2 separate regions of the Homo sapiens genome follow, and region 2 is linked to region 1. Evidence: chromatin contacts called from ENCODE Hi-C or POLR2A ChIA-PET data. All regions are on one chromosome and are shown on one strand. The core of a region is the stretch at or near the end of the contact, and the rest is flanking DNA. Distances in the headings are between cores, read along the strand shown. Region 1 overlaps SLX4IP (SLX4 interacting protein). Region 2 overlaps SLX4IP (SLX4 interacting protein).

Evidence for each region. Hi-C counts contacts between places; a loop is a spot of excess contacts on that map. ChIA-PET counts read pairs that join two places held with the same protein, here RNA polymerase II (POLR2A). Pooled maps may share reads with other maps.
Region 2: a pooled map shows a loop between it and region 1 (2.3-fold over the local background). The contact joins two enhancer-like sites. A Hi-C loop is called at or near these places in 6 of 50 pooled maps. POLR2A ChIA-PET finds 5 or more read pairs at or near these places in 2 of 52 experiments (MCF 10A and activated T-cell).

Annotation. Positions count from the first base shown.
Region 1 is chr20:10,508,816-10,513,831 of GRCh38, forward strand. All of the region lies in intron 2 of SLX4IP (SLX4 interacting protein), which reads left to right. Among named protein-coding and RNA genes, the nearest start is that of SLX4IP, 76 kb to the left of the region's middle. RefSeq lists enhancers at 2,606-3,085, 2,826-3,120. Within about 2 kb of position 2,821, at least 29 of the 41 ENCODE cell types and tissues checked have a DNase peak (open chromatin) inside an H3K27ac peak, as active enhancers do.
Region 2 is chr20:10,607,723-10,612,738 of GRCh38, forward strand. The region is part of intron 6 of SLX4IP (SLX4 interacting protein); the gene reads left to right. Among named protein-coding and RNA genes, the nearest start is that of MIR6870, 39 kb to the right of the region's middle. Within about 2 kb of position 2,712, at least 12 of the 41 ENCODE cell types and tissues checked have a DNase peak (open chromatin) inside an H3K27ac peak, as active enhancers do.

The sequences.
Region 1 (5,016 bases), core at 1,571-4,070:
AAGGAGATAGTCAAATTAAGTAAATTCTGGGTACAGCCAAAGACGACTCCCAGTGAGTGGCTCTCCACTGAGGGTTCCCTGCAGACCCTGGGGCCTAACTTGGGGTGTCTGTTAGACATCCCAGCCTGACATTTTGATACTGGCTGGCAGACACATTTGGATTTATGGCCTTCCCAAGAGAATCATGCTGAGGTCAGTGCTGCTATGTGAGGCTCTGTAAGCATTCCTTAGTAGCTCTGTGATGGGTTAATCTCCCTCCTCCCACTCCGAGTCAGGGTGTCACTCCCTTTCCCCTGTGATTCTACCCACAACGTCTGACCTAGTGCCAGGGGCACGGAGTCTCTTTTAACTGCCATGGTAGTTGGCATCAGGTTGTAATTCAGCATTAGGGTACTCTGACTGTGAAATTGTTGTTCCCGGGTCTTTCAATTATTTCTGTTATTCAATTATAAAGATAGTGGGGAACATGGAGATAATCTCATTCCAGCTTATAGTTTTGCAGTTGAAGAAACTAAAGCCCTGAATGGAAAATGACTGAGATCACCGAGTTGATAGTCACCAGCAGAGCACCGTCCCCACTGTGGAACAGTGACCACCATGGGTGAAATTGCTCTGATTTTGGGCTGTAATTTATCTGAACCAGTAAGTTGGACAGCCTTGGCAACACTATAAAGTAGAGGGTCGCTCTCCTGTACCTCATTTCCCAAGTGTGGTAGGATATCGCCTTGATACAGACCAGATTCTCTTCCTGTTAAAGAAAAGTAGTTTGCAGCTGATTCACTATGTGGACGAAGATCCATCCAGAAAGATGTTCATTGCAGCATTGTTTACAGTGGTGAAAAAATGGGGACAGTTGGTCCCGCATTGGGATGATGAATACATTTTTTTTTTTTTTTTAAGCCACAGAGTCTCACTTTCTTGCCCAGGCTGGAATGCAGTGGTGCGATCATAGCTCACTACAAAGCCCTGGCTCAAGCAGTCCTCCCCTTCGGCTTTCCCAGTATCTGGGACTACAGGTGTGTACCACCATGCCTAACTATTTTTTAATTTTAAAAATTTCTTTAGAGGCAGGGCCTTGCTTTGCTGCCCAGGCTGGCCTCAAACTTCTGCCTCGGCCTCCCAAATTGCTGGGATTACAGGTGTGAGCCACTGCACCAGCCTGATGAATAAATTTTGACACAGCAATATAATAGAATATTATGCAGCTATTAACATTCTGTGTACAGAATTTTAAATAACAAGGTCATTGAAAAAGTCACTGGTCATTTTTGAGCCTAATGTTATAATATTAAGTCAAACAGGCAGAATTAAAAGGAAGAATAACAATATAATTTTAAATTTTTAAAATTTCCTTTTTAAAAGAAGAAAATGGTCAAAGCATTTACTAGTCACTCTTCTTGATTGGTGAAGGGAAAGAGGCTGTGTGCCGTCCATGCACTGGATACTACATCTGTCATGTCTGTGACACTGCCATGTGGTTTTTACCCTTGATTTGTATTCAGACTGAACAAATGATCCCCAAGCCCTTAGGGTGCTAAAGAGTGCATGAGCCATACTCCTTGTGGCCACACACACCTTTCATCCTGGATAATGGGCAGCTGGGGCCACAGGCCCATTGTGCAGTCAAGTATCTTGCTTCCTGCTAGTATCAGCGGGGAGCACGGAGCCCTGCTGGTGGAGCCTGTCCAGCTCTACTAAAGATAGAGCAAGCTGCAGTGAAAGAGAGCCTGGCCATGGCCTTAGGTGCCTTGCAAATTATTGTTGTTATTATTATTATTATTATTATTTTTATTATTTTTTTTTTTTTTGAGATGCAGTCTCGCTCTGTCACCAGACTGGACTGCAGTGGCGCAATCTCGGCTCACTGCAACCTCCACCTCCCGGGTTCAAGTGATTGTCCCGCCTCAGCCTCCCAAGTAGCTGGGACTACAGGCGCCCACCACCATGCATGTCTAACTTTTTGTATTTTTAGTAGAGACAGGGTTTCACCATGTTCGCCAGGATGGTCTCGATCTCTCGACCTCATGATCCACCTACCTTGGCCTCCCAAAGTGCTGGGATTACAGGCGTGAGCCATCGCACCCGGCGGTGCCTGGCAAATTATTAATGGGCCCAGGGTGAATGGACGCAGCATGAATTGGGCACACTGTACCTTTGAAGGACCCTGCCAGCCAAAACCACTGGGCCTGTTGTTGGAGACAGGGCCGCTTCCCGGGTGACTTTATCAGAGAACCTGGCTTTGGTGCCGTGTTCTTGTCCCTCCATTTACCTTTTTGGCAAAATGGAACCAAGTTGTGTCCTTATTCTGTTCTGAGTTGATGGTGGTCCTTTAAAACTTAAAAAGTTTGCAATATGTTGTTCTCATAATCTGCTGACACCTATTTACTCTCTGGTGTATCCTACATATTTCCCCGTTCTTAAGATGGGGCTGATGGTGTGCGTTCCCAAAGCTTTCTTCATCATAGTCTCAGATAAAAACACATGGCACTGGCAGTCTTAGTCAGATCCTCACTCTCCTGCAATCCCTTCTGAATCCTCCATGCCATGGGGCTCACACTGCCCTAGGGATACTGTCAGGGATGTTGAACTCCATGAGACTGTCTGTTCACCTGACTCCCAGGCAGACAGTAAGGCGATCAGGCTTTTCCTTAAGTTGAGCTGAAAGCTGAAATCTGCCTCCTTGAAACCTACCTCCAGCTGTTTTAATTTTGCCAGCAGAGTATGTCCAGCTCTTCACCAGTAACAGCAAGCACAAATGACTAATTTAAGAAAAGCAGTACAGCAGCTGGACGTGTTCCATCTTCTTTGATGCTCACCACCTCCCTGTGAGGAAAGTACTCTTACTACCCCAGCTTCGCAGATGACACTTGGAAAACGTAAGGACCCACAGTTAGGTGGCCAGACTGAGAGCAGAGTGCTGAGTCACCACACGGTGCTGACTCACCCTCTTCACGTGACAGCCCTTCCTGTGTGTGGAGACCACAGTGGTTTTCTTCTTCTCTAGTAAATAGTTGAGTTCCTTTGACCATTCCATGTGTAATAATGTTCATTAAGTATGAAACTAAAATTTATTGAAATTTAACATGAAATTGTTGCATAGTAAAAACTCATGCCTATCATAAGAGAAGTAATTTGGTATTTTTTTCTTGTCAGATAATAGCATACAAATGTGAGATTATGGGATTGGAAAGCAATGTCTCTGAGTTACTTGAGTCTAGAACAGGGGTTGGCAAAATTTTTCTGTAAATAGCCAAATAATACATCCTTTAGACTTTGTGAGTGATAGAGTTTCTGTTGCATTAACTCATCTCTGCCATTATTGCACAAAAGCAGACATAGGCAATATGTAAACAAGTGAGCATGGCTGTGTTCTAGTAAAATGTTATTTGCAAAAACAGGCAACAGCTGGGTTTTGACCTTGGCTTATAATTTTCACTTAATGGGGTTTTTCTTGATAATGAGAAAGAATTTACAAGTGGGTGCTAAGTAGGAGAATCCTAGATGTTTTGTTATAATTATTAATAGCACCCCTTTTTAGTTTCAAAAATGTCTTGGTCAATAAATTAACGTATTGTCATCCTGGTATTATGTCACTTTAAGTATTTTTTTTTAAAGAGATGGGTTTTGCTCTGTCAACCAGGCTGGAGTTCAGTGGTACAATCATACCTCTTCTGGGCTCAAATGATCTCCTGCCTCAGCCTTCCAAGTAGCTAGGACTACAGCTGTGCCCCACCATCCCTGTCTAATTTTATATATATATAGGTGTGTGTATATATACATTATATATATATAAAATATATATAGTATTATATATTATATATAGTATATATAGTATTTTTTATATATAGTATATATATTGTGTATATATATTTTATATATAGTATATATAGTGTATATATATTTTATATATAGTATATGTATTGTGTATATATATTTTATGTATATATATACACACACACACTCTATATATATATATATATATATATATATATATATATATATATATAGTTGTTGTTGTTATTGCCTAGGCTGGTCTTGAACTCCTGGCTTCAAGCACTTCTCCCTCCTGCCTTAGCTTCCCAAAGTGGTAGAATTTCAGGTGTGAGTCACCACACCCAGCCACTTTAAATTTCTTAATGAGACTAAGGTGAAATAGAAACTTTGGTTTATGTCCTTACCATGGTCAGTCATTTTTTGTTACAACAGAACTTTTCTGCATCAGGTGACTTTTCCATAGATTTCTATCCTGTCCTAGTCCAGGAAGAGGTCCTGGCAGTGAAGGAAAACTCAAGGAGGGAAAACGAAGACCTCCTAGAGGAGCATCCCTAGCTTACTTTTTGGGAGTAGTGCCTGTGTGCTGGACACTGTACCAAAGGCTTTATATATGGCCTATCTTAGGAAACAGCTGCTAACCCCAGGAGTTAAGTATGATTATTATTTCAGTTTTACTGACGAGGAAACTGAAGCACAGAAGCTTAGGAAATTTGCCTAGGGTCACAGAGCTGGAAATTTGGTTTGGATTCAGGCCTACACTGTCTGGCTCCAGAACCCAAGCTGGGAGATTGAACAGGTGTGAAATAATTAAATCTAATAAATCAGTCAAATCAAAGCAGGAGAAGATTGGGATGAGGTTAAGAGGTGGAAGACATACCTCTCATCCTATCCATCTTAGGTACAAACATCATGGAAGTCGGGGGTATTAGCTGCACCTTTTCATTACAAAATCCTTAGGCCTGCTGGTTAAGAGAAATCTCAGGGCACTGGAGAGACTTGAGGGCAGAAGATGCCAGGTGGGCAAGGGCATCCTTGGATTTAGGAAGAGTAGGAGGCTGCCTTTTGCATTAGAGCTGCCTCTGGCATTCCCAGGGTTTTGTCTGGCTGGGCCCAAGGGCTAGAAGGACTGGAGGAGTCCTAGCTGTGCCTATCACTGGCCATTGCCCCTCTGCAGCAGAGTAGTCAGTATGCAGCACAGCATCTGCCTGGCACTTAAGATGTGCATCTCTGTGGGACACCTGT
Region 2 (5,016 bases), core at 1,462-3,961, 99 kb after region 1:
TGTCCTCTGTTGGTTAGTTTCTCTAGACTAAGATGGAGAAAATAAGAAAAAAAAAAATCTCTAGGGTGAGATCATTTTTTAAAAGATTGTCTTTTGCTTGTATATTACAGTAACCTGAGTTCTCTTTTGTTAATAATGAAATTTGTTCTCTTTTCTTAATAATGAAATCTTCCCAAATGTTTAGCCAGTATTTGTGAAAAACATGGTTTGTGCCTCCTCCCACCACTGCCATTCCTGCAAGGGAACCTGCCCTTTGCTGAAGTAGAATAGGATAGGTTAAATGAATGAGGATCATTAGATAGGATAAGTTGGAATAGGATGTATCTCCATCCCCAATCCTTTGTGGTTTTTTTCTCATAGTGTATCTTTGCCTGTGCAGAGGCCCGTGATCTCCATTGATGAACCCTTTGATAGATTTGATTAGGAAAAACGTGGTGGGGAATAGAACAACTGGAAAAGGGATTTGAGTTAAAATGTAAAGACCTGGCTTTGACCACTGCCTCTCCCCTTATTCACTGATGACCTTACACAAGTCATCTGGCTTCACAAGAGCACTAGTCACCTAACTTGTTAAGCAAAGGTAAACATGATACTTTCTGTACAGCGTTCTCAAGTTTTCCTAAAGAGCAAGTGAAATAATGAATATTAAAATGTCATAGAAGGCCAGGCGCGGTGGCTCATGCCTGTAATCCCAGCACTTTGGGAGGCCGAGGCGGGCGGATCACGAGGTCAGGAGATCGAGACCATCCTGGCTAACACAGTGAAACACCATCTCTACTAAAAATACAGGAAAAAAAAAAAGGTAGCCGGATGTGGTGGCAGGCGCCTGTAGTCCCAGCTACTCAGGAGGCTGAGGTGGGAGAATGGTGTGAACCCAGGAGGCGGAGCTTGCAGTGAGCCGAGATTGCACCACTGCACTCCAGCCTGGGTGACAGAGCAATACTCTGTCTCAAAAAAAAAAAAAAAAAAAAGGTCATAGAAAGTCTAAGGCACTTATACAGTATTAATTTTTATCAACATCATTTCCTTTCTTCTCTGAAGAAGTCTTCATTTAAATGCAATTAACGCCACATTAACAGACTGCTGTACAATCTTCTCCTTCCTGCTTGAAAGGAGAAAAATACCTGACACTATCATTCTGCTTATATTATTAATATTTTCCCAAGAAACTCGACTCCCTAATTATTTTCTCCACTTGCCAGCTCAACTTTATTTTGCAGCTATAAAAACTAAAGTACCAAAGAGTTAAGTGATAAACCCCCATTTAGCCAGCCAGTCAGTGCTGGAGAAAGAGACACGCTAAAGGCAAAAACTTGTGACCTTCAGTGGGAGTTCTGTTAACCAACATCCAGAGGAGGAAGAGGAGGAGGAGAAGGAGCAGCGACCACCCAGCTCAACACCTTCGATTTCCAGTAGCTGCCAGCAGACTCACATTGAGATACGGCTTTGGAGGAAAAACCCAGTCACCTCTCTAAAGTACGTAGGAATCAAGAGACAGCAGACTTCTCAGGCTTGAATTCCTAAAAGCCCATCTTCATCAGAACACCCACAGTGATAGCACAGAGAGTTCATTAGTTAGCAGATGATTTAGAATTCAATACTCATTTTCCCAAGGATACAGTGTCATAACGGGATGAGGTTCCCAGACTAGTTCACAAAAGCTGTTACTATCATGAGCTCTGAGTCTTGGAAAGAGGAGGCCTTAGTATCTGTATCTCAGGGAAATGGCAAGAGCTATTCCTTCCACATCCCTGGGCAGAAGGCCAGCTCAGAGCAGAATTTTGAAATGAGACAATCATCTGTGGTGTGTTCTCTCTAGCTCTTAGACCCTTTTCCCATCAGTGCCCAGGGCTACTGTGGGCTCTCTCCTGGTTAGCCCTACTCCCTGCGCAGCTGGACTTCATGTTTACCCACCTCTCTCCACCATGTCCCTGTTCAGGCCCACATGCTCAGTCAGGTGAGATGTTAGGAAAGACATTATCCTTCTTTCATCATCCCGAAAGAGGTCTGTCTACCTTCCCACAGGTGTTGGCACTTTTCAACCACAGGCCTTTGTCAGAGAAGGCATTTTTTTTTAACAAGAAGACCTCCTAAAGTGGCCCAACTCTGCCTTGGATAATTCCTAGTATGTTTTCTCTATTTTTTACAGATGTTTCCCTTCTACTTTTAAACTGGAGTTACTAGCCTATGATTCATGAATTCCTTAAAATTAAAAAAAAAATGTGTATTTTTATGTTTTTTTCTGGTCAAAGTTAAATAGCTTCTATCCAATTCTCAGAACAGTTGATAAGCCTCACAATGTCAAGTGTTGGCCCAAACCCATAAATTCTTCAAAATGTCCAAGTTTGTCACACTTGTTTGGCACCAGAGATTTGAGCATAGAGGCTAAGGTTGGTCAGGATATATTTTTAGGTTCTTGAGGGTAGGTGAATGTAAACTGGAAAATCCCTGTGAAATGTATACTTCCTGCAAAATAACTTCCTTGATTATTTTCACCGATTTCATGTTTAGGGTGATACTGTTTGCAGCCACTTATGGGTGCTTCCCCAGATCTACACAAGAGCTTCACTGGCATCAATTCAGAAGAAAAGAAAACTTTTAAAAAATAATTTTAAAGAGAAAATGAGAGTATTCACTACTAACCCAAATGACAGCATTATCAGCAGCCCTGGCTCACTTCCCCTTAGAGACCCGCCCTTTTCATGGGAAGGCAGAGAAGTGAAGTCCTCAGAGGACGGACTCTGGGCCAGACACGTGTGGAATGAAGGCTTGCCCCTCACTGTGGGAACTGGGCAGATGGCTTGGCCATCCAGAGCATCAGTATCCTCAAGTCTGAAATGGGGAAGGTCATGTCTGCCTCGTGCATGTCTCACGTGGACTCACATACCAGGTGCTAGCCCCTGTGCCAAGTGTTTTGCCTTTGGTCTCAGAACAAATGTCCATCATCATTGTCATCTTTAGAGAAAAACAACTTCAGTCCCAGTGGAATTCATGCGATGCCACTTTTCATTTCACCTCCTGTTTGCCTCAGTTCCCTTGAGTCAATACATACATGCTTGTGTGTTTCCATCTTTTCTTTTCGTTATTCATTGCGACTCTGTCCCACCTGTTTTGCCCTTTTTACTTAGTTATTATCAAAAAATTTAAAAAGTATTATTAGTGAAATTTAGGAAAGAGAGACTTCTTCATTTTAAAGACAGGTGGCTTCTGCGCAGCCATTTTGCCTTGTGGTCTGGGATTGTAGTCATTGTCATTCATGCTCTGTTTGCACTGCTTTTCTGTAACTAACTGAGGCTTTCTTATGTGTCATATTTCACATCGCTGATGCTCCTGAAAATCATGAGGTGTCCACTAAAGTATGGTTGTAACGTTCTTTTTGCCTCATTACAAATTAAAATGTTCCAGTTTCATACTTTAACATTATTATATGCCCCCCAAATAAGCTGATAATATATTACACTTTTAATCTGCTTTTATTGTTGGCAGAAGGTTTTAATTATTTGCAGAGGGCTGTCGCATACAATAACCTATTCAGTGCAACAAACCTGAGAAGAGATTGTATCAGTCTTGAACCTTTTCATTTTCACGAGACAGCAAGGCCAACTCAAAGCAGCTTAGCCAAAAAAGGAAGGTTTTTGTCTCATGCCCCTGAAAAGTCCAGGCTTTAGGTACAGCTTGATCAGAGACACAAAGAATATCATTAAGACTCCATTTCTCACCATCTTTGGCTCCAGATTCCACTGTGTTGGCTTCACTCTCAGCTTATGTGTGGTGGTTGGTCCCGGCAGCCTCAGGTCCATATCCTTCCAGCAGGGGGAGGTGAGGCCTCTTGCCAGGACAGCTGTGGCTGATGCATCTCTTTGAGGCTTGTTAGTTCAGTAGTTTGATTGGCCTGAGCCACAGGCCAGTTTCTGGAGTCAGGTAGGGAAACAAGGTCTCTTGAAATGCATGGACATGGATGGGGGTTGAAGATGTGATTTTCCAGGACAAAATCTGAGCATTGCTTCCAGGAACTGAATGAGTATCCACCATAGAGGCATTATTATCATCTCTCTTTTTATAGATGAAGAAACTGGTGCTCAGAGAATATGTCAGTTGTCCAAATATCACAGTCAGGTAGTGACCAAGAGAGGACTGGAGCCAAAGTGCTCTTCTCTTTCTATAAGTCCATATCTAACCATGATGGCAAATGATACTGTGGCCATTGGGCAAAGTGAAGAGAGTACTACTGCACAGGGAGCAGGCCTCCTAGACTCATTTCTGCCCCTGACTACATGCACGGCCTCAGTCTTTGTGGGTCTCATTCTTCTCATCCATCACATAGTGACAATACCTGCCCTGATGAATACTCCTTGGGGACCAGATGAGATGTTGGGAAAAGGACTTTGGGAATCATATGAGTTCTTCATGAATACAAGGCACTCTTGCCTTCTCTCCAGCCCCACATGGTTTGTGAAGGCATCACATTTGAAAATGTGTTCAACACTCTCCAGTTTCCAAAGTTGCTTCCTACACCTCACTGCATTTAAATTTCCCAAACAGTCCTGTAAGGTAGATGAGAAACCAACCATCAAGGGGTTGAGAAGCTGGCCCTGGGACAAGCCAACAATGAACATGAGACCTTAGACTCCACTCCGTTTCACCTCTGTGCTGGGACTCGTGTGCCAGGAGCCTCAGCCTGATTCGATCAACTCTGGGTGTATCATTCTCAGCAGATGTGATTAGGAGGAATCGAGAAGCAGTAACATTTTGAATATGCCCTAAGACTATGTTTTGTAATATTCTACTGTGAATTGCCTACTTTTCAAAATACTCTGGTTGGGTTACTATTATTATTATTGAGATGCAGTTTCGCTCCTGTTGCCCATGCTGGAGTGCAGTGGCGTGACCTCGGCTCACCTCAACCTCCGTCTCCCAGGTTCAAGCGATTCTCCTGCCTCCTGAGTAGCTGGGATTACAGGCATGCACCACCACGCCCGGCTAATTTTCGTGTTTTTAGTAGTGACAGGATTTCAC